Regions from separate parts of the Homo sapiens genome. Here regions 1 and 3 are each linked to region 2. Evidence: chromatin loops called from intact Hi-C (ENCODE). Cell type or tissue: chondrocyte. All regions are shown on one strand.

Evidence for each region. Peaks named below come from ENCODE experiments on the same cell type or tissue, not always from the same donor. Only the 100,000 strongest peaks of a DNase experiment are listed, where the experiment ranks them.
Region 1: a loop joins it to region 2, with 2.2 times the contacts of the local background. A loop is called at or near these places in 4 of 110 quality-filtered maps.
Region 3: a loop joins it to region 2, with 2.3 times the contacts of the local background. A loop is called at or near these places in 2 of 110 quality-filtered maps.

Annotation. Positions count from the first base shown.
Region 1 is chr3:55,328,137-55,336,136 of GRCh38, reverse strand. The region is part of intron 1 of LOC124906243 (a long non-coding RNA gene); the gene reads left to right. Among named protein-coding and RNA genes, the nearest start is that of LINC02030, 110 kb to the right of the region's middle. In chondrocyte, no CTCF peak of the experiment used is centred here; no DNase peak of the experiment used is centred here.
Region 2 is chr3:55,157,459-55,165,458 of GRCh38, reverse strand. The region is part of intron 2 of LOC124906243 (a long non-coding RNA gene); the gene reads left to right. Among named protein-coding and RNA genes, the nearest start is that of LINC02017, 17 kb to the left of the region's middle. RefSeq lists an enhancer at 4,087-5,286. In chondrocyte, no CTCF peak of the experiment used is centred here; a DNase peak (open chromatin) is centred at 4,725.
Region 3 is chr3:54,887,182-54,895,181 of GRCh38, reverse strand. CACNA2D3 (calcium voltage-gated channel auxiliary subunit alpha2delta 3) reads right to left here. Exons shown (of 38, transcript NM_018398.3): 24 at 7,130-7,223; 25 at 3,732-3,827. CACNA2D3-AS1 (CACNA2D3 antisense RNA 1) reads left to right here. Exons shown (of 7, transcript NR_046666.1): 3 at 427-569. Among named protein-coding and RNA genes, the nearest start is that of CACNA2D3-AS1, 10 kb to the left of the region's middle. In chondrocyte, CTCF peaks have their summits at 3,214 and 3,419 (motif pointing left); a DNase peak (open chromatin) is centred at 3,460.

The sequences.
Region 1 (8,000 bases), 170 kb before region 2:
CAAGGGCAGATTCAGGGCCAAGACCCCTCTGTCATCAGGGCCTGGGAATAAGAAAATGCCAGGAATTGGAGAAGCCCTTTCAGTAGCTTGCCTTTCTCAGAATGAGTCCTCAGGACCATGGAAAATATTTGGGCCTCTCTTCCTGACAGGTAATGCTGTTATTTCATCAGTGACAACTCTACCATGGAGACGCTGATTTTAGACCTTGGAAGTTGTATGGGACTATCACAGGACCATGGCCAACCTTTGGAGTAGGCACTCCTGGGTCCCTGGCCCCATCTCCATTTCTACTTTCTGCTCCCTGAAGCTAAAATCTGTTGAGTTCACGATCTTCATTCTGAGAAGCTGGGATCTTCTGCATTCATCTGTACACAGTTCTTTCCAGTCTCCCTCCTGACTTCAGTGTGCTAAACCAGGTACCTGAGGAAGGCAGGATGCAGCAGGTTTACTCCATCACATCCAGATCAATAACCATTAACATTGTGCATAGATGGAGTCCTCCCAGCACTCTACAGAGTGGGCTTTGTCCCTCATCTCTTCTGGAAGTGCTGATTAAAAAAAAAATTCCTGTAGATCTCAAGCCCCTGGATTCTTAGAAACCCTCTGTTCCAAACAACCCAATCTACTCACTGCCCCTAACTGCCTGGTTCTTAAACAAGAGTGTGTTTCAATATCACCCAAGGAGCTTTTGGAACGTGGATCTCCAGGGGCCACATGCAGATTTTGATTCTGCATGTCCACCAAAGCCTAGGAAAGGCCAATCTATTAGGCCCTTCTGTGATTCTGGCATAAGTGGTCACCAGATTTCACTGGATGGGGCAATGCCCTATTGGATGTGCAATGCCAGGTGTTCTGGGTCTATATGTGTCTGCATTGTCTAACAGCTGTGAAATCTTAAGTCTTGGGGGGGGGTTCCTCAAATTGCCTGAAAGTCAGTTTTTCCTTCTAGAAGAATCATGAAAATCATAACACCTCTCTTCAAGGACTGACATGAGCACGTTACCTAGCACCAGGTACCCAGTGCTAACAAATGCCATAGGCTGCCATTGTAATACTGTAACTGTTCATTTGATTACCTGCTCTCAGCCTGTATACTTATTTAGAAGCCCACCCTCCTATTCTCAGCATTCCCATTTATTTCTTCCAGTACTGTAGGTTCCTTAGTGCTCCCTCCTCCTAAAGTGGCCTGACTACCTGCTATTTTTCTGTAGGTTTTTATAAATCTCTCTGCTCTGTCTCTTAAGAGGTTTGTCATAACCGTGTCCTCATTAAGCCCTTTTTAGAACACAGACTGGCCTTTTCAAAGAAGAGGTCCTTCAATTAGCCTATTTAGAAGAAATGGAATTTTCATTAGGGGCACAGACTTGTATAATACACAGAGAGGTATGACCTTAACAACCTCTCAGCCTCTTTCACCTGAGGCCAGGCCAACTCCCTTGACACTAGCCAAGGATTCGTTTTTACACTTCCCAGGCATCGCCCTGCTTTGCTCCAACCCCCATCCCCTGCAGTATTTGACCACGTGGCACCCACAGTTACCTAAAGTAGGATGCAAATAGGAATGCCTTGAGAGACTTGACCATAGCCCCCAAATTCCTAAGCTTATGACTTGCAGCACCTGCCCACGAGGATCGATGTGTCTTTTGGCTTCAATGGGGAGCTATTGGATTCTCCACCTTAGGAAGGTGCCCAACAGCTGCTGTGGATGGTCCCATTGTCCAGGCCTAGAACTAGTCAGAAGGGAATTTTCCCTCTCACCACCATCTTCTATGTGTTCAAGCCCAGTTGACTGGGTGTTCCCACCCATGCACTCTCTCATTTAGTGACCTTTGCTGCTGCTTCCAGCCAGGAATCTTTCTTTCCTCACACTGAAATGCCAACATCAGAACCTGGGTTTAGTCTTTGTAGTAGAATGGCTTTTGTACAGTCAGACCAGCCCTGTTTAGAAAAAGGGTTCTTACTTTTTTCTTTCTCAGAGCTCAGACTAACTCTTTAGGAATCTGTTGGGTTTGGAGAAAACTTCCAGATAGTAGGGTTGCTTAACCTTGCTTTGCTCTCTGTGGGGGGTTATACATAGATCTCCACCACACTTCCATCCTTCTAAGTCTGCTTTTCACTCTCAATTCCAGTATTGTCTCCATAGCCTTGCTACTATGTTAAATGATCATGTTCATCTATTTATGGGTTTCTGTATTGCTTCTCTCCCCTCACTAAACTGTGAACTCTGAGGACTTTGACCATGTTTTGATACATGGCAGGCACTAATTAATTTCAAATGAATGAATGAATGAATGAAGCAAAGAAACAAGCTTCATTCATTGGACACCATGAATTTCCTGGCCAGGTGCTATGTTTAATATCTTCACTGATATTGTATTATCCATTTCCTATGAGGAATAGTTCGTATTCCAGGATGAGCCATGAGAGTGCCAGAGGGTAGCAGGGTCTTCTCAAGTAGATATACAGACTCTACCCCAACATAAAGAACAGCATGTTCTGAGGCAGAGCAGGTGTGATTGCAAGGACACCAGCACATACTAGACCTTCCGAATAACTCTCCAACCTTTCTGGAAGGGGGAAAAAAAAGACAAAAACCTTTTCAACTCAGCATAAGAGAAAACCTTATCAAGAAGAAACGTTGGCTTGAATTTCCACTGAGTTAGAGCAGCTTGGGTAGGGGGATGTCTTGGAAAGCCAGATTTTCAGGGCTTGTGAATGGAAGAGGAGAGGGCAGTGTGTTAGGGTGGAGGCTGAGAATGTGCACCCAATAATGGGATGTCTCCCCGCCCTTAATCTGCAGCCTGTGCACCAGCGGTGTCCCTTGCATTAGCCTGCTGACTAAAGTCTGAATTCACATTCCAAGCAAGCAGGAGGCTCAGGGTCAGACCGTGGCTTGAATCCAGAAGTGAGTGTGAGCACAGACACTGCCTGGACAGTGGGGCAAAGGGGAATCTTGGACATTGGCCTCAAGAACCCAAGGGATGTTGCTGGGATAAGTTGTAGGGATGGGCAAGGGCATAGGAGCAGCCTAGACAAAGGCAGGTCAACCACGGAGGTGTGGGGCTCCATCCTGAGACCTGGAGTCCAGGGGTTGGGGAAGGCATGGAGGAAATGTTTCCCCAAGGCCTTGGATAGTGGGGTCAGTTTATGGGGCGCCTGTGGCTTTGCCTGTGGGTGGAGAGAGAACTGCTAAAGGCATCAAGCTCATTTGGACAAATAAAGATTTCTTTCTGAGGCTTCTTGTGTGTTCTTTAGCTCCACAGCAAGACCACCTAGTCCTGGCTGTACTTCCTCCTTGCTCCATGGTGACCAGTGTATATGCAGTTGGTGTAGATGTAAGCACTGCCCCCCCACCACCCCGTGCCACACCCGGCTCTGTGGTCCTCCCCTCCAAATGTCTCCTCAGCCGCAGGGTCCACCCATGATACTTTTCCAGGCAAGAGAGAAGTCGCCTGAAAACATTTAGCTGGGCACAGTGGCTGTGTAAAACTCCAAGGTGGTTTTAGCATCCCAAGTGAGACACATTTGCTAGTATATGCGCCTTGGAGATCCATGGTTTACAAGATAGATGGGCAGTGCAGAGAGGGGCCTCCGTGTTTTTCATATTTTGCCGCTCCCACTCTCGCAGCCTGGTGGGCGGCTTTCACTTTAAAGTTAGAAAACATTCCAGCCCTTGCCCGTTAGGGTGACTCCTGATACGCCTCATAAACTATTCATAAAACAAAGTGATTCCAGCCCGAGTTTCTTCCCCTTCTTCCTCCTCCTCAAGATTTATTTTCCCCTGCTCTGTTCTGTCCCCTCCACCTTCCTGGTTAACCCTTGGGGGCCCCACTTAATGAAGCATTGCAGCCTGATGTGGATAATGTGGAAACAGTTCCACAGGTCTGCACGTGCAATCTCAGGCCTCCTCTCCACCTCAGTCTCCTCCAGTTGTGATGTTTGTCCTTCCATGTAACCTCTGGCTATTCCCACGCCCTTCCCATCTTTTCAGTATCAAGGGCATTTGAAACTCTTTGCAGCACGGTTGCCCCTCTGCTGTCCCTCTTGACCCAAATATCTAGGGCCTGGAAAGGCCTGAGCAGACAGTTGGCTGTGTTGCCACAGGATGTCCCAGGTTCTTCCTCTGCCCACATACACAGGGAGTGACTTTTAGAGAAAGGTCATGGGACTAGAAATGAGAGTTGCAATTGGTGCATTCTCTCTTTAACCGGTTGCATGCTTAGTGAATGAAAGGCTTTGCAGGACAATCACAGGAACATGCAGACCTGGGTTCAAAGCCTGGCTTGGCCAATTTCTTGCTGAATGATCTACCTAGGCTTTAGTTTCCCATCTATCCACCCATTCATCCATCTGTCCATCTATTCACCCACCTACCTACCAACCGCCCATTCACCCAGCCACCCACCCACCTACTCATCCATCCATCCATTCAGCTATTCATCCACCCACTCATCCATCCATCCACCCACTCATCCGTCCATCCATCCATCCATCCATCCATCCATCCACCCACCCACCCACCCACCCACCCATCCATCCATTCATTCACATGTTCATCCACCCACTCATCCATCCATCCATTCATTCATCCACCCATTCATCCATCCATCCATGCATATAGTGATTCATCCAATAATTAATGAGCACCTACTATATGCTAGGTCCCATTTTAAGCACTTAAGACTTGGCAGTGATAAAGCCCATGAGTTTCTGTCCTCCTGGAGTTGATATATGAATGAACTTGGAAGAGTAAGAGGACTTACCTTACCAGTTGTTGTAAGGATTAGAAGATAAAACATGTAAAGCATTTGTTAGGTAGACCATATGAAATTGCAGTTTTGTGGATCAAAGATGTTTGACTATCAATCAGTCCATCGGAATCAAGCCAAGAGTGAAGTGTCTAGCACATAGTCCTCAAAGAGCAGGAAGTTAACATATTATGCACAAAAGGCTTATATACTCTCCGGCAAGAATGAAAAGATCTTCCAAATGTCTAGTTCATTTAATGAGACATGCAGTTTAAATCAGGTATTATTTACAGCTCATTTTTTTTATTAAGTGTTATGAGCCCATGAAGTCTCGAGAAGCAGCAGACAGGAAGTAGCTTGTTGAGTTTTACCCTAAGTTTTAATGCTCCGTATGCCAGATTGTATGACCAACATTTCAAAATATTCTGACCCTTTTCTTGAGTAAATCAGCAGAGCTTAAAACAGACTTTGCATTATTCAAAGCATCCGTAGGGGAGGGGTGGGTGAGGAGGAAGACCTTGTGTTAAACATTTATGTCTCACTGCTGAATAGCAAATGTAACCTATCTTTACTAAAATCTCCCTAAATGGTTGAAATAAATTTCATACAATGAGTCTATTTTTCCCCCCTCCAGAAAATATACAAAGGCAGGTGTCTAGACTTCCTGGTGTGTAAAAAAAAAAAAAAAAAACCCTCCAAAACGCAGTTTTTAATGTTTACTTGTTTTCAGGTGCAGTTAGGGTTGTTAAGAAAACATTGACTAAGCTTCCTAGGGATTCACGTTGCTGCGGTATTTGGCTTTCCAAGGCTTTAAGGCAGTTACCAAGCAGCAATCCTATGACTCAGTGGTTGAGAGCCTGGGCCTCCTAGCCAGAGGACCTGGCTTTGAATCTTGACTCTCCCACTTTCTAGGAGTGTGACCTTGGACAATTTTTTTTTTTTTTTAAATCTCTGAGCCCCAGTTTCTTCGTTCATTAACTGAATATGTTGATGGTCCCTAATGCAAAGGTTCTTTTGAAGAACAAGTGAGAGAGTACTTGTAAAGTACTTATTAAAGTGCTGAGCATATATTAAGCAATAAGTTATTGTTAATATGGGTACTGTGATCAGTGATATTCATGTTGTTATTATTCTGGGAGTATATTCAGCATCCATCTCTTTAATCAAAACTTAAAAGGTATATAATTCCTTTATGAGAATTTGTCACCTTCTGTTTGGCCACAGTTAATTTTTTGCCCTTTTATGCTCAGCTCAAATCCCTCAAATCTCAGTGATTCAAGTGGACTGAGTCACTTCTGGGCTCCAGCTGATCTTGAATAATGAGACACACCATGGTATGAAAAGTGAGCCTGAAGAACCCTGAAAGCATTTCTGAGTTGGATGAGATTTGGCTAGAAAAACATCCTGTACTTATGACTTGCAACATATGGCTTAGAAAGTATTTTTTCTATAACGCCTCTAATATATATGCAGAAGACACAAAGAGGGCAACTCAATATCACAAAAAAGTAAGTTCAACCTCCTTTCTGCCTTCTTGAGAGATGGCCATTGTTTAATATGAAGTATTGCAAACAACAGTACTTATTTTTATAGCAGTTATTTAAGTATTTTTCGGGCCTCTTTTACATGGTAAGCACTGTTTTCAGCTAACACCTTGGACTCTTACTTCTGTATCACAGAAATGGAAAGGTCTTTCTAAAAAACCAATAACATCTTAGGAAGAACAAAAAGAGTTCTAGATATGTGAAAGCAATTCAGAGTCCTCTTGCTTTTGCCTGGCACAAATCAGGAATTGGGCTGGTTGTGAGGTCCTTTGGTCACCTGTGAGGTTGAACACTCTATCTTAGAAACTTAACTCTCATCTTTCCTTCCACCCAGCCACTTCGTACCACACCCTTGAGCACTTGTAGAGGCATCTGCTCCAATATTCCCAACACTGGAAGGGATTAAGGCAGGTGCTTCTCTGAGAGTTCTAATTCCTGTGGTGTTTGAGCTACTTAAGAATTAATCCTGCTGCTTCCCTCTCCTTTGGGCCTCCTGGAGGTTATCCTCTAACCAGAAGCAGGACACATCTTAGGGTCTGTTTGTCATTGAAAAGAAACACATGTGGTAGGAACAACTGTACTTTCATGTTTGCTTAGGATTTATCCAGAAAGTTCCTTTTTGCTTACTAGCTGATATGGTTTGGCTCTGTGTCGCCACCCAAATCTCATCTTGTAGCTCCCATAATTCCCATGTGTTGTGGGAGGGACCAAGTGGGAGATGATTGAATTATGGGGGTGGGTCTTTCCTGTGCTGTTTTTGTGATAGTGAATGGGTCTCAAGAGATCTGATGATTTTAAAAATGGGAATTGCCCTGCACAAGCACCCTTTGCCTGCTGCCATCCATGTAACATGCGACTTGTTCCTCCTTGACCTCCACCATGATAGTGAGGCTTCCCCAGCCATGTGGAACTTTAAGTCCAATTAAACCTCTTCTTTTGTAAATTGCCCAGTCTTGGGTGTGTCTTTATCAGCAGTGTGAAAACAGACTAATACACTAGCCAATAACAGTACTAAATCTTTGGAGTTTGGGGTGTTGTGACCAGGATAGTATTGTCCCCCAGACAAAATGTTGCTGAGTGGTTTATGGTGCTTATGAAAATTGGTGACATCTAAGGTTATTTACCTCATTAGGTTTGATGGGTCTACTTACCAGGGAGTGAGAAATTCCTAAGGAAGTTAGAAGAATATATTTCCTTATCATAAAAAATTATTAACCCCATCTCTTCCCCTGGACATGTGATAATGAACAAGATGGATACAACTCCTGCTTTTAAAGAGTTTAGATATTAGGGCTGTGCTGTTCAATATGCTAGGCACTAACTGCAGGTGGCTATTTAAACTTAAACTAATCCAAATTAAATGAAATTCAAAACTCCATTTCTTAATCATACCAGGCCCACTTCAAGTACTCAGTAGCCACACGTAGCTAGTGGCTGTCATTGTGGACAATGCCAGAATAGAGTGTCTCTATCTTTGTAAGAGTTCTGTTGGACAGTGCTGGTTTGGAAGGATGTACAGATAGGTAAATATCAATTACAAAAGAGCACATTAAATGTGATAATGAGAGAAATACCAGCAGCTGTGTGGGATCCCATATGGGCACTAATATATTTAGACTCCCTTGGCTGCAAATAATGGGAAAAGAACACTCTCAGCTATTTATTGACACCATTGTCTGTTTAACAAACCACTCTAAAATTCAGTGAC
Region 2 (8,000 bases):
TGTCTAGTCAGTCATCCTGACCTTTATTGGAGGATAAACCAACTTGCAACAGCTGTGGATAATTATTTACTGTAAGTCAGAGACCAAAGGGCTTGGATAATGAAGTGAATTCGGCATTAGAAGGAGAGAGATGTGCTTTAGCACCAGAAAGTTACCTTTTAAGTTGATTCCTGAATTTCAATGATCAAGAGGTACCAAATTCACTATCTAAGAGATGCTGGAAAAGCGCAGGATGTGCTGAGCAGTGGACTTTGTTCACATGTGAGGGGTTTTACAAAAATGTACAGCCACACCTGGCCCTTCCTCAGCCTGGAATCATCCAAGAAGATACTTTGTGCAGATGCTACTGAGATGACACATCCCTTGCTGTCCATAAAAGTGATCTACAGCTGGCTGTGGTGTTACCCAGCCATCTTGGCTACTCAATAAGAAACAGATTTGGATTCCCTCACTCAGGCTGTCAGATTTTACAGCTGTCTGAGGGCCTATGGCAGTGTGGCCTCTCAGCAAGACACTGCTGAAGTGGGGCTCAAACATTTGGCAGTCAAGAGAGGGACAAAACCTTTGTATAATTTGGGAGTGAGTTCAAAGCCAATAACATTTACACTCCAGGCCAAGAAAGCATTTTAAAGCCAGCAAGGTGCCTCTAAGCCAATAAGGTGTTATTACCTTTAAGCACATCTCTTCTGCCCTTTGATAATAAGCGTTGTTTTAAAGTATTTGAAAATACCATTCACAATTTAGAACAGGATATATCACCTCCACACTTTGAACACCCAAAAAGAAAAAGAAGCCTTGATTGATGTTTATGCACTTCCATTATGGACAATCCTCCAAACACAACACAAGACATACACACACATGCACACTTCCTCATCCTCACCTGTGCTGCAAAATAATGGAATCTGGCCACCCCACATGTGGCAAGAGGAGCAGTGAGGCCAATCAAGTTCCTCTCCAGGAGCCCCATTCCTAAAGGCCAGCCAGTACAGGGAAAAATTTGTTGCAAGTGTTCCCATGCCTTGCTTAAGGTCCAGCCCCCAGGATGCTTTCCAGAGCAAGACCTCTGCTGAGAACTCTGTGTTCTAGAATTTTAATTAAACAGACCACAAAACCCACTTGCTCCCAAGTTAAATTCTAAGTCTAAACTTGAGAACAACAGAAAGTAGGGAAATGTGATCATTGGCCTGGGCAAAATGGTTGAGCACAGAATAGAGACAGTGTAAGGCAAAAACTAAGAGTACAGAGTCTAGAGCTAGGCAGCTTAGGCTCAAATCCTGGTTCTGCTGGTCATACTCCCTGGCTGTATGACCTTGGGCCCATTACTTATCTTATGAGGTTAAGTGAATCCCTGTAACTTGGAATCATGACTCAGAACTGGGGGTAACCTTGAAGACCCTCTTGTTCAACCATTATCCCATTAGACTCAGCCATGATGATGAATGAGGAGACCCAAGAATTCCCACTTCCCAGCCCTTCACCATCAGAGTGGACCATGAGGGTGTGCCAGTGGCAGAAGAAGAGGAAGGCAGGAGGTCTCCCGAATCTTTTGCCAAATACCTTAGCCTAAACTGGAAAATATCTTAGGGTTACTGGATGGACAACAGAGCTGAAAGCTCTATGCGAACCTTAGGAGGCCGATGGACAGCTAAGAAACTGCTTCTTATCCGTCTCTCTCCTTCCAGGATTCAGTCTCTGGTTTCTGGAGTGAGAACTACCATGCTACGTTCCATTGTTTCCTGTCTGAAGCATGTAGTTCACCATCGAATACATAGTCCTTTTCCAGCTGTCCTACTTGTCCAGTCTCAACTCCCATCCCACACATCCCCTCTGTCTGACCACACTGACCATCTGCTGCCTAACACGTCACACATATGCATGACTCCAGGCCTAGACATGGTTTTCCCTCTACTTGCAATGTTCTTCCCCCTTTTCAAGTCCCTACTCATTCTTCAGGATTAAGACCAATGTTACCTCTTCTGTAAGGTTTTCCTAGACAGGATCACTAATTCTAATCATAGAGAAGTCAAGTACTGCACTGAACCCTTTTTATGATTACCTCATTCATTCACTGAATCCTCACTACAATCCAATGAAATAGATTCTACTATAATCCCCATTTTAAGATGAGGAAACCAAGGCTCACAGGAGTTAAGTAAAGCCCAAGGTTACACAGCTAGTTAGGGAGAGAGCCAGTTTCAAGCCCAGCTCTAATTATTCTAGAAGCAAATTCTTCCCCCATGGGTCTCCCAGTGAACTTTATTGACTCTCCCAGTGAACTTTACTTATACTTTGGTTACATCATTTTCCCAGTTTAACTTTCTCTCCCCTACAAGATTAAAAATCAAGTTGGATGTTCGATTTATTTTTATCTCTAATACTTAGCTCACTGCTTGGCCCACAGTAGATACTTGACATAAATGTGAAAAAATGTGTTAATGGAGAAATGAATGAATAGATGAAAGGATAGAAGAGTAGAAGGAAAGAAGGAAGGAAGGAAGGAAGGAAGGAAGAAAGGAAGGAAGGGAGGGAGGGAAGGAATCAAGGAATAAAAATATTTGACTTCCTCAGAGGTACATATTATAAAACAAAGTAGCCTTTTCCAAGTACATCAAACATTATGTTCCATAGAGAAGAATTTTAATGCTGCCTGAAAAAATGTGACTAGATATTCAATACATATTTTATATTGACCCTGGGCCTTATTAATGGCAGGAAATTCAAAGGAAGTCAAGTCTATACTGTATGCACCTACTGCCAGAAATGAGGAGCCTACAAATGTTGGACAAAGCAAAAAACATCTGGGCCTGGCCATGACCTTGAGGAATGGAGATATTATGCTCTCTGAGCTTAGTCTTTTGGCTTGGAATAAAACCAAAACTAAAACCAAAAACCCCACCTCTATGTTCTTCTCATGATTTGAATGCCTTTCCCTTTGCTATGTCCTCCCTGGGAGAAGTCTCATCAACAGACTTCAAACAGGTAATCTTGCAGCTGCTACACATTCAAGTGTTTAGACTACATCTAAACTTGCTTTTTTATAACAACTTGCTTATTAGGGATGCATAAATAGATCTAGAGAAAATGAGAACAGATCTTATCTTTGGGTAAAAATATGTAAGGCACAAAACAGACTCATTAGAGAAGGTTCAGAAGTCAGGGCCTGTGGCTCAGAGTTCAAATTGGCCTGGCCAGAGCAAGCCTCCTCTCAGAACAGATGAGTCAGTGTGGTTATCACTCAGTGTTTTCAAAGCATAGAGGATGCAATCTGAGAGGCAAACGTGAGTTTCCAGATAGGGAGAGAGGAAGAATCAGGATTATGAGTGACATGTTAAAATATAATGTCGTGGTCTGCAAGGCCTAAATGCTTTGGGCAATGTTGTGTCTGGAATTTCTGTGGGACAAACCGTGTCCAGCTGTGAAGTCATTCCTAGTGGGTTTGCGACAAGAGTGTAACTCAGGGCCTTGCCTTGGTGTACCCTAAATGTGGAGAGGCTGACCGCTTGCCTAATTGAAGGCAGATGGGAGGTTGCAAAGCTGGGTAAAGAAGAAGCTTTCTGACATCTGTCTTTGACCCAAAAGGGGATAAACTCAGGCCACGTTTTAAAAAGACCCCCTGAATGATTTACATTTACCAATTCCTATAGATATCTCAGCAAAGATTTTGCTTCAGTGCTAAGTACCTATCCTTGCTTTGAATGGATATCTGAAACTGTTTTCTGTCTTGACTTTGTCCAGTTCCATTTTGGAAGAAGAGACATTTATAAAGTAGACAATGCCCTGTACATACCCCCACATCCTAAATATGAGAAGTAATCACAGCTTCCACGTACGGAGTGTTAATTACATGTGAGAGACTCTGACAAGTGCTTGATAGGACATTGTCTCATTTAGTCTTCACAAGCAACCCTGAGAGGCAGAGGTGCTTGTTCATCTGTTTTATGGATGCGAATAAGGAGACATCCAGTTATTCAGCAGCAGAAACAAGACTTGTATTCAGGACTTGGTTAAAGGCCAAACTCCAGCCATTCTTACAGTAATGCAATTCTCTCCAGCTTTTCACATATTTGTTTAAGTCTCCCCTAGGTTCTAGATGATCAGGGCTGTGTTTTGCCCTTCTTTGGGCATCACACAGTGCAATGTACATACTAACAGCTAAATGCATGATGAAACCTTTTCTTTTTCTTAATGAAAAAGGCAGAATACTAGATTTTTCAGATGGTGAGTGTGATCCATGCATGAAGTGGGACAGAAATGAATCAAGAAAGAAGTTTTGTCAACACAAGAATGAGAGACTCCTGTTTGGGCTTGTTGTTGAAGGTCCCATCTTATATCACAGAGGTCATGAAACTGGGAGCCAAACAAAAGGGCATATGTTGCTGGACGATAGATGTTCTGCTCACTCAGGAACCAAGACCACTTCAAAGTTTGCTTGGCTTGGTGGGAAGCTGTTGCCAAGGAGAAGAGTCCCTGTGTCCCAACTGCCCATAAATATGTCTCCAAACAGCAGGAAGGAGTTGTACAAAATGATTGTAGTAGCTGGAGCAGGGGGGTGGAGACTTGGGAAGTAGATTTGTCTCCTTCCACAGCACTGACTGAGCTAGGAAGCATTCCACATTCCAACTGGCCAAGAAAAACACAGCCCAGCACTGGTAGGGAGGCAGCCATCGGGGAACAGCTGAACCACCATGGTCATCCAGCCTCTCAAAGACTGTCACCGCAAGAGTGAAGCCAGAGCCTGCGGTTTCCTGTCATCCTCTCTGGGACACAGCTCAGTCTTCCAATGACTCATGGCCAGTGGCGTGCAAAGATTTCACGTCCCATCTCCAACAGAGCCCAACCTGTGCAGAGCCACGGCCGTTCCCACTGCTTCTTCCTCATGGGTTGCTTAATGAGGGGATTAATGATGACCAGGATGTGAGTGGACGTCTTCACATAAGCAGCCCGGCTGTAAAACTGGCCGTGCACAGGCAAGCAAAAACAAAGCGGGGGGGGGGTAACACTCAGCAGCACTGCACCAAGGCTTCTGTGTCTCAAGTCTTCTGGTCATGTGGGGAGAGGAGAGGAAACTGAAATTTATTAACTTCAGGCCTCTAGAGAGATGGTGAGGCTCAGTGGTTAAGAGTGTGGGTGTCAGATTGCATCCGGCTTCATCACTTCCTATTGGCTTAGTGATCTTGGGAAGTTCCTCAGCCCCTCTGAACCTCAATCTTTTCATTCAGAAAAAGGGAATGATAGTAGTCTCTACTGCATTAAGTGGTTTCGAAGATCAAATGGAGATTTATAAATGTAAAGTTTGGTAAATGTTAGCTTTTGTCGTTGTTATTTTTACCACCATTGATACTCAAGTTTAGTTGGTGATGGGAGCTGAAGAACAGTGGAAATTACTTCTGAAGGAATTAATACCAATTATAGAGTAAATGCTTTGTGGAAGTTGAACACTGGACTTCAGTTATTAATTGGAAGAGAGCCTTGCTCCTAATACCGGCTGTGTTCTGTGAATGATTAAGCCTAAAGACCTTTTGGGATCTGTGGTAACTCAGGAATAGACTGGCCAGGGTGACAGTCTCACTTCCCACTTGGAAACACTATTAATAATCCAACCCCCAACCATACCCAAGCTTGCTCTTCAGTTCTACCAAAATGTATTGAAGGCTCGTCACATGCCAGGCACTACTGGCATGGTGGGGAGGTGGGGGCATGAATATAACAGAGAGGTGTAACACATGGGCCCTGTATTCAAGACATGAACAGGTGAGATGAATATATGTACACTCAAGTAACTACCATGCAGCAAATCATTGCTCCAGTGCCGAAACAAACTACATGCAAGGCACATGGGGAGAGACTGATTCTGAGTGGGAATATCTGTGAAGTCTTCTTGGAGGATATGTGTTTTGAGATGAACCTCAAATGTCGATGTGAAGAGGAGGTAAACAATGTAGATAAAGGGATCATCTTTTGCAACAGTAGTAGCCTAGAGTAGACTAAAGGAATAAACTGGAAGATAAAGTTGAGGAGGTTGGAGAAGACCATATTCTGCAGAGTTTTGATGGTCAGGCTGAAAGATTCGGATTTTGTTATTTATATTGGGAGACAATATGCCTTGGGAATAGAAGCTCAGGCATTGACTCTGAAATGTATTTGAGTCATGGCTATACTTTGTGCACATGGTGTGACCTGAGAAAAACATTTCACCCTCTGGACCACAGTCTCCCCACTAGAAAGAAGGGCTCACAGCAGTGGTTCACTCACAGGACTGTGGATGTGCACAGGCTGCTCAGCACTGTTCCTCGGCATGGTACAGTCTTATAAATATTAGCCATTGCTGTCATCATCAGCAATCAAGAGGCTGTTGCAATAGCTTAGGGAGAAATGGTGAGCATCTGGGGTAGGACAGTGCCAAGCAAAAAGGAGGAATGCATGCACCTTTCAGAGGCAGAATAGGGAAGTGAATAGGGCTATTGGGCATGAGAAGTGAGAAGGGAGCAAGGATGACTTAAGGATTTGAACCTGGAGACCAGGAGTTTTGAAATGGTGTTACCAAGTTCAGGTCATGGAAAATGTCTCAGTTTGGGCTGTATTGAATCAAAGGTGGCTGGTAAATCCTTCAGATTGGTCTTTTTCCTGGGGATTTCAAAGGCAAATATCCAAATTTCAGTAGAATTTTTAGGACAAGAGACTTAGACTGGAGGATCATGCCTTTAGAAGTGAAAGTCAAGCCTTTGGAATGATAAATGGTCCTGAAAGGGTCTTTAAGAGCAATAATGTTGCTGGGAAATGGACATTATTAAATGTCTATTTATAAGAGAGGATAGAGGAAAAAAAATGGAAGACTACTAGGCAGTTACTATGTTTCTAAAACCAAGTGATGGATGTGTCAAACAGGCTGTGGTAGTCAGCGCAGCAAACAAAGATGAGGTCATTAGTTTGATTATACCTTCCATGAGCATCTCAGGAGAGTATAGGGAAGAAGCTAGTTTGTAAGGCATTAAAGAGAAAATAATGGGGAAATGTGGTGTGTGCTTCATTGTAAAGAAGTTCAGAAGTTAAAGGAATGTAAGAGAGAAAGGTAAGGACGTTGAAACAAATGTGAGTTTGGGGTAGAAACGATTTGAACAGTTTTGTAGAGTAGAGGAAACATCCACTGGAGAAAAATTAAAGATGCACCAGAGGAAAGAGGTTATTGTTGATCTAAGGAGAGTCAGGAAAATGTGTGAATTACAGATTTATAAGGATGTTCGTTTCAGAGCAAACAAAGACCTCATCTTATGTGGATTCCAGAGCAAGGAAGAAAGATTAGGTTTAAAGGCAAACAAAAAAAATTACTTTGGTAGCTGATGGAGTTCATGTTGGTGTACCTTTGCCTTCTAATAAACTATAGATTTTCCTTTAATAATTTAATGAGATTTCATAAGTTTTTATCAATGTGGAGGGATTTTTCTCCCTTAACTCTCTTGAGAGGCTGAGTAGAGTGGAGCAGGAATAACCACAAGAGTGGTTTGGAAGTCAGAAGTTCAGACCAGTCATAACCTCATTAAATCTCAGTGATCTCACCCACAAACGGAGAATGCCCACCAAGAGGATGAACTGTGGTTTAACTGAGATAATACATGTGTCTGACTTTGTAAAATTGATCTGTAACTAACTATACTTTATTTTTATCTGTCATATTTATCATATTGTGTTCTTGAAGCTATTTTTTTCAATACTTGAAGAGAGAATGATGCCTGGGACATGAGCGAAATGGAAAGTTTGTGCGTGCCTTATTTATGCTCTAGATAGTGCATGATGCAGAGGAAAGCAAGGCATATTTAGAAGCCAGTTCCTGTCAAATACTCAGAAAAGTGCCACTACAACGCTGTGGGGGGACTTCACAGATTTTCCACCAAGACAGTCTCCTTCTCCCCCAACTTTTTTCCAATGATATCGCCAACATGGTTTTGAATGACTCAAGCTTTGGGACGCATACCACTTCCCTGGTTATACACGTTTGCCAT
Region 3 (8,000 bases), 270 kb after region 2:
AATTCCTTTCTATGGCCGTCTTCATAAGTGCTCTACTTTGTTAATACTGCTATAAAATTTTGTGCTACTAGAACTAGGTAATTGTAGGTCAAAAACGGTCTGACATAGCATAGCTGCTTGCATTTGATCTTGACTCTTACTGACAAAATGACTCTCCAGAAATTAAAAGTGTTTAAAAGAAAAATTTTTACAAAGCACTCTTCTCTCATTCAGAAGGCTAAGGCCAACTTTGGAGTCATGTGCAAGACTGAGAAAGTGCAGAGATCCCCTGTGCTATCTAGAATGCTGGAGATCAGGACTTCCAGGCTCATCTTGGTAGACAAGCTCTTCTTTGTGCTGCTTGTATTCAGTGGTAATGTTTCCTAATCTAAAAGTCATCAGGCTTCAGGAATACTGAAATTTTAGCCTTTTCATTTCTTTCGCTAGACATGAAATTCTTCATAAACCTGACCTGGACGGTGTGAGGAGGAGCCTCTGTTGCCTGGCCCATGGCAGGATGCATTGCTACTCTCTACCCTGGGTCACAGGTGCAGCCACGACTGAGCAGAAGGTGTTCGCACTCCCAGCAGGTCTGTTCAGTGGTCATTACAGCTAAGAGGTGCCCTGTCTATGCAGCACAGGTTAATGATGCCCACAGGGGACCTTTTTCCAGAGTCATGGTAGATGAGATGGTGGCTTGGTTAGAAGGTATGAAGTGGTCCTCACTTAAGGCAGTGACATTCAGGCTTTGGGGGTGGCTGGCAATAGATCTGGAATGCTGCACATCTGGGTGTCCAGTGCCCTGCTGCCCGGGACAGTGCTGGCACCTAGGGCAGCCAGCAGGAGCCTGCAGCACTTGATCCCCATTAGCCCTGGTGTCACTGCGAAAGGACTGAGTTGCCGGGAAACCCTGGAGGCCTCTGCCAACTACTAGGCAGCAATTCTGGAGGAAACAGGAAGGAGCAACCTGATTTTACAGAATCCCAAAAATGTTCTTCAGGAAGAAAGATCCTTCTGGGTAAGGTGAAAGTCTCCTCCTGGATACTAGGAGCTATTGCAGTGGTGTGTCAGGCTGGTCTAGATTCTGGGAAGAACTGGGTGACTCTGAGTGAGTAATTGAGTCTCCGACCCCCATTTACTCATCTACAAAATGGGAACAATAAAAACGCTGCACTTTACCAGGGTTGTATCAGAATTACATAACACCATATGTGAAAGAGTGTTATGGACACTGAAAACAGGCTCTAACAAATATATGGGATTCTTAAAGCCCAAGAGCTCTTTTGTTCTTGGTGGTTGAAAGGGCAGGGGTAAAGTGGTCATCTTCTTAACTTAAGGCTGTACGCTGTGAAGGCTAACATCACTGGATGCTATATGCATGTGATGTGAGAAGTCGTACTGAAGGCACAGAATGTATTATAACTATTGGGGGTGACGGCCAAGTTTCAGTATAATCGACCTACTTCCAAATGCAGGTGGCGGGGGTATGGGATGAAATCTCAGTGTAGGAGACTGATGATAGTATGAGATAATTGCAGGGTAGCAACTTTATATTATCAAGTTCTCTGCCCAATACTTAAAGCTCTGCCTTTCATGCCCTAGTCAAAAGCAAAAACTAAACCAAAAGTCAGAAATGCTAAAAACTTTCTAAGCCTGGCTTAGAGAGTGTATCCAAATAGCTGGATCTTGACAAATACCATTTGATGGGAGGGGATAGGCAGGTAAGACCCTAAGACAATAGATGTCAAGGTGCCTCTATATGAAGCAATGACAGGAGTTTCTTGAAGACAGATTTCATCCATTCAAATTGTCAATGAGTACCCACTCTGTGGGTCACGTAATGCCACAAAGAATAGAACACACAGTTGTAGGAATTTTTAGCTTCCCAAAGAAATTTTCCATCCATAAAAAAAAAAAGAGTTTTTTTGAGACAGAGTCTCACTCTGTTGCCCAGGCTGGAGTGCAGTGACACAATCTCAGCTCACTACAGCCTTCACCTCCCGGGTTCAAGTGATTCTCCTACCTCAGCCTCCTGAGTAGCTGGGATTACAGGTGTGTGCCACCATGCCCGGCTAATTTTTGTATTTTTAGTAAAGACAGGGTTTCACCATGTTGACCAGGCTGGTCTCAAACTCCTGACCTCAAGTGATCTGCCTGCCTTGGCCTCCCAAAGTTCTGGGATTACAGGCATGAGTCACTGTGCCCAGCTCATCCATAATTTTTTTTGATCTTCACAGTAACCAAAAGAGATCATCGCTCTCACTTTTCAGGAGGACAGAATGAAGATACCCAAGTGAGATAAGCCAGGTACACCTCCCAGCATCCTTACTGTGGTCCTTTGTCTTTTAAATCCATCACAATAACACAGTTATCAGACCAGCAAGGTGTCATGTTTTATTGTTACTGTTTTGCAGCTTTGCTTGTTTCAGTCTCAATGCCAGCAGCAGACTTTCTCAATGAGTATTAGAAAATGAATTCCCTTGTCTCCCCTTGCCTATCTGGATCCTAACAGGAGAAGGCAATGTGTATCTCAGCACCTCTAGTCCTTCCCAGGAACTCGCCCTCTGGAAAAACAATTGTCTGGGGGAAAAACGCTTAAAAAAGTCGTTAAAAATCAAGTTGCAACTATAATCAAACTTCATAGATGATAAATGTGAGTATCAAGAAGGTCAAAGTCCTGGAACAGAATTCAAAGCCAATCTCTTAAAATACCTAAACATTGATTGATCTGTCATTTACCAGACTTGGTTTTGTAAGGTTATATGGTGGGTGTCAGGGCCTCACCTAGCAGAGGCAAACAGCACTGTCAAGCTCCAAGGAAGCACCGCCTCCTTGGACCCCTGATGAGCCAATCCCTCTCAAATTGGCAGCTACTCTGTGGCTTGGTTATTCACCTCCAGGTACCCTGAAGGTTGGGGGTATAATGTTCTGTGGTAACCTCTGAACTCACACACACACACTTGCAAACCACTCTCTAACTTTCTGAATCTTGGGACCCATTTGTCCATGTCTTAACAATCGCTCTTGCTTCAGAGAAAAGAAATAGAAAAAACTTATTAACAGACTCAGAAAAGACTTCACAGTCTACCTACTAGCCCTGGTGAAACACCAGTTTGATGAGTTAAGGGCCCGTGGTTCTCTGAAGATGCAGGGGCTTAGCATCTGGGTACTAGACCTGGAAACTCTCTGCCCACCATCTATCCACGTCTCTTTGGAAGTCCAAGGAGACACTGTCAAACCCCAGCATCCCCAGAGGGCCCACTCCTGGGTGTGGAGCTCTGCAGCCCCTCAGGCTAAGCACAGAGGCAGAGGTTTATTAGTAAAATGTAAACAAACAGGACTTGGAACAGTGACTTTTGTACAGGCAGGAATTCCTCAGCATAGCTGCAGAACAGCTGAACACCCTGAAGCCATTTGTTACGAGATGAGTGTTTCCTCCCTCTGGCGGCTCCCCCAGCAGCCGCACCACCTCCCAGAGTTCTGAAATGACTCATCAGGGCGGGAGAGGACTCCAGGACAGTGGACAGAAGCCAACAAGCCTGAGGAACAAAGGGTGGTGGAAGGGCTAACAGGCAGGTGAAAGCACATGCTGGGGCCCGCATGGTAGAACAGAGAGGAAAAATCTCAATAGGCCTGGGGTGGCCTAAATTATGTTTCTACCAGTAGTGGAATCAAGAAATGAAATAAGCTTCCCTTTGAATGTTCCATTTCAGAAGCTCCCTGGGCCCCTGTAGAGGATCCCTCCTACTTACTGATTGGTGAGCTGCTCAGCCCCGACAAACAGGTTGATTCTGGAGAGGCCCGTGCGAGTGCCGAGGAAGGCAACCTCCACGCCCTTGTCAGAATTTCTGAAACAGAACAACAGACGTCAGGGGGAGGCCTCTAGACAGTAAGCAGATAATACATTGCATTTTAAGACTCACAGAATGTTTTTACCAAATAGCAGTTTTGAAACTTAAACTTTAAAAGAAGATACAGAAACACACACACACACACACACACACACACACACACACACACACGAGCACAGATTGCCAACTTGTATCCCTTACAAAAGTTTTCAAAGTAATACTTGCAGGAAAAATGAAGAACTTCCTGCCAACAAAAGCAGCATGTGAAAAAAATCTACTTCCAACCATACACACATCTTTATTTCAAGGTTCTGGGTGCAAGTTCAAAGAGATCAGGCTAAGAATGGGAAGGACTAGCCAGTTAGGGCTTAGGACTCGCTTTTTGCATTAAAGCTACCAAGTTTATTCTTGGTCTTGAGATCATTTGTGGAATCTGCCATTAAAGCAGCTGAGCCATGGAACCAAGTTTGCAGCATCCCACAGCCTGGAATTCCACGTAGTTGGAATTGGTTTTGACATCCACACAGTTGTGGGGGCCCCAGCTTATCACTTCTACCAGACCACAGGCCTTATTCTCACCACCAACCCCAAAGAGATGTGTAAAGAAATGGCTTCTTCCAATAGCTCTGTAGGAGGCTACACATAGGAACTCTAAGAACGGCCTTGGCAAGGAAAACTAATGTAAAAATTCACTAAATATCATTTTGTTTCAACTTCCAAGGCAAATTCTATATGCTTGAGCGTGTTCTTTAGGAGATTTGCAAGGTATATTTCTCCTATGCAAAAAGCAAATGGCCTTTCTTCACAAACACATAATATTTTTTTTCTTTCTTTTTCTTTTTTTTTTTTTTTTTTTGAGACGGAGTCTGGCTCTGTCACCCAGGCTGGAGTGCAATGGCGCTATCTCGGCTCACTGCAAGCTCCGCCTCCCGGGTTCATGCCGTTCTCCTGCCTCAGCCCCCCGAGTAGCTGGGACTACAGGCGCCTACCACCACGCCTGGCTTATTTTTTGTATTTTTAGTAGAGACAGCGTTTCACTGTGTTAGCCAGGATGGTCTCGATCTCCTGCCATTGTGATCTGCCCACCTCGGCCTCCCAAAGTGCTGGGATTACAGGTGTGAGCCACCATGCCTGGTCCACAAACACATAATTTTATCCTACAATAAATGTATGAAGAGAACACCAATTCTTGAGCTTGTTTCTCTGTCCTAAATGCTACTAGTAATTTGATCCAAAGTATTCTCCACGTTATCTTCAAAGTAAGGTCATTTGGTTACTTGATCTTTGATGAAAGTCAAAATGGTGGATGCTACCTTTAAGTATTTAAGGGCTGAATAAAAACCAAAACAATGCATTTCTGCTTGTAGCCTACACCAAATTGGAAAGCCAGGCTGTCCAATCAGTTACAGATGGTGGACTACAAAGCAAGTTACCATTTTGGAAATCTTTAGTATGTGTTAGGAATGAATCAGCAACCTTTGCTCAAGATTTTGAGTTTCATGAGAGCCGAAAAGAAACACTACAAGGTTTACTAGAGAAAGAAACCCCAGGAAAGGCTCAATTCGTTGCCAGCTTCCCAGGAAATAAGATCCATGCCATGAAGGCAAGCAGTTCAAAGACACCCCTAATAATGAAAATGGCAGTCTCTCTGGGGCTCCAGATTTGCATACTAAACAGCCTACCTGACATCTCCATTTGGGAGACTTTCAGTCATTTTCAGCTCACGATGTCTAGAAGAGAGACTGGCCATGCCCAGCCCTAAACCTGATCCTCCCCCAGTGTCTCTCGTGTTAGCAAATAGCACCGTCTGCCCAATAGCTCATGATATAAACCTGGGAATGATCCTTGATGGCTCAACCTCCCTACCCTCCACAACAAACCCATCATCAAGTCCTGGAGACCTTGCCTCTGAAGCAAGCCACAAGTGGACCTCTTCTCTCTGTGCCCACTGCCCGGGTCCAAGTCATGAATCCCTGGGAAAACTGTACGAACCTTTACTATTGTTCTTACCCCATCACCCTCTGTTCTCCACACAGCAATAGAGAGATCTTTTTGTAAAATGAAAATCTGATCATTTTCTTCCCCTTCTTAAAATCCTTCAGTGATCTTCCACTGCTCTGAGTATAAAATCCAAAATCCTTAACCTGACTCCCAAGGTCCTGAGCCATGCGGCCCCTCTGCAGCCTCATCCTCTGACATCTTCCAGGCTATCCTCTATATGTCAGCTGTGTCCACCTTCTTTAAATTCCTCCAATGTGTCAAATGCTTTCTCATCTCAAGGCCTTTGTACATGCTGTTCCTGGAATGCTGCCCAAACCTTGAACTAGTTCCCATCTTCCTCCTCCACTTTAGATCTGTTACACTTTATGTGTCTTTACTTTTCCTTCAAAGCAGTTATGATTCTTAATAATACAGCACACTATATACCACAGGTGCCATGATGTTAAGGGCTCTATCTGTGTGGTTTCTCTCCATTTCCCCAACACCTCGCTCAGAGTCTGGCACATAACAGACACACAGTCAAGACTTGATGAGTGAATGAATGAAAATGAGAACAGAATGAATGTCAGGATGGAAGGGAAGATACAATGAGGGAATGAACTATTGAATAGAAAAATGGAGAGAAACAGGATAGAAGGGAAGATACAATGAGGGAATGAACTAAGGAAGAACAGAAAAGTGGAGAGAAATGAATCATGTAACACATGAAAATATAAGGGAAAAGGAATGGTTCTTCCTTTTCTTTTTAATCTTTAATAGTCTACTTAAAGTAATAATGGTAAAGAAATAATAATAAGCTGCTAAAGCAGTTCTCATCCTAGTCTTTGATATCAACTACCACGGCCTTCCCCACAGCCCTCCACCCTCCACTTCAGAAATAAAACCACAGGGTTATATCTAACACCCTATGAAACTGAGCTCTCACTTCTCCATCCTACTCACAACCTAACCTGGCCCAGATCCCAAGCTCCCCCAAGACTGCAAAGTAGAGAGAGCTGTGGCGAGGCAGGCAACGAAGTTCCCTTCCGCCTCCCTCTCTCTCGGAAGTGTCACCCTACCTCAGCGTACCAAATTTCATGTAACGTTAAAACTCAAACAAATTATATGTCAAAGCCAGGAGCTTGCCATCCAAGCCCGAGCCGCTAATCTGCTCTAGCTCTTGTGGTTTGGAGCTTGGGGGAAAATTAAAGAACTTTAACACCAGGTTCCTAAAACAGTTTAGTTCTTTAAACCATAACCATATTTCGGAGTGTTGGTGAGGAAATGGCCATGAAACGAGGACACGTGCAACCACTTACTCAGATTTGTTGAGGGCCAGGCTGGTCCAATACGCTTCAATGGGGGCACTCACCACCGCGTCAAAAAGGACTTCTTGGATCAATTCTTTATCACCTGTTGGGAGGGACAGACAAGAGGATGCTTCAGCAGGGCTGGAAGAGGGGCATGAGAGGCACTCATGGGCTCATTGTGCAGCATCTGCAGGCTACTTTCTCATGCGGCATGTTGCTTTATGAGTTAAGTTCCCACTAGTTGAAAATATGAAACAGTTCTGACACCTGGTATGCCTGCAACACAGGAGCCTCCAAAGCATTTGGGCAAGAAGGTAGTCAACTGAGAGCCTTGGGTGTCTCACACTTCAGTTTCTTGCTTTCTCACCCCATCTCGTGGTTCCTGCCATGGACCAGCAGGCTGAGTCCCAGATTTGGAGACCAGAAGCCAGTACTCCTTGAACACTTGGCTGTCATCATCCCCATCTCTGTCCTCTCCTAAAACTGAAATTCTTTAGCACCCTGAAATTCTCAGCCTGTTGTCACATGGGAAAGAGATACCATAACTTAATAACCCCTGGGATTCTTATTTTGTGATTCCTTCTTTTTAAGAATTGTTTCATTTTATTTATTTTTATTTATTTGTTTATTTTTTTGAGACACGGTCTCACTCTGTCACCCAGACTGGAGTGCAGTAGTACAATCTCAGCTCACAACAACCTCTGCCTCTCAGGCTCAAGCCAGTCTCCTACCTCAGCCTCCCAAGTAGCTGGGATTACAGGCACAGGCCACTACCACCTGGCTAATTTTTGTATTTTTAGTAGAGATGGGGTTTTACCATGTTGGCCAGGTTAGTCTCAAACTCCTGACCTCAAATGATCTGCCTGAATCAGCCTCCCAA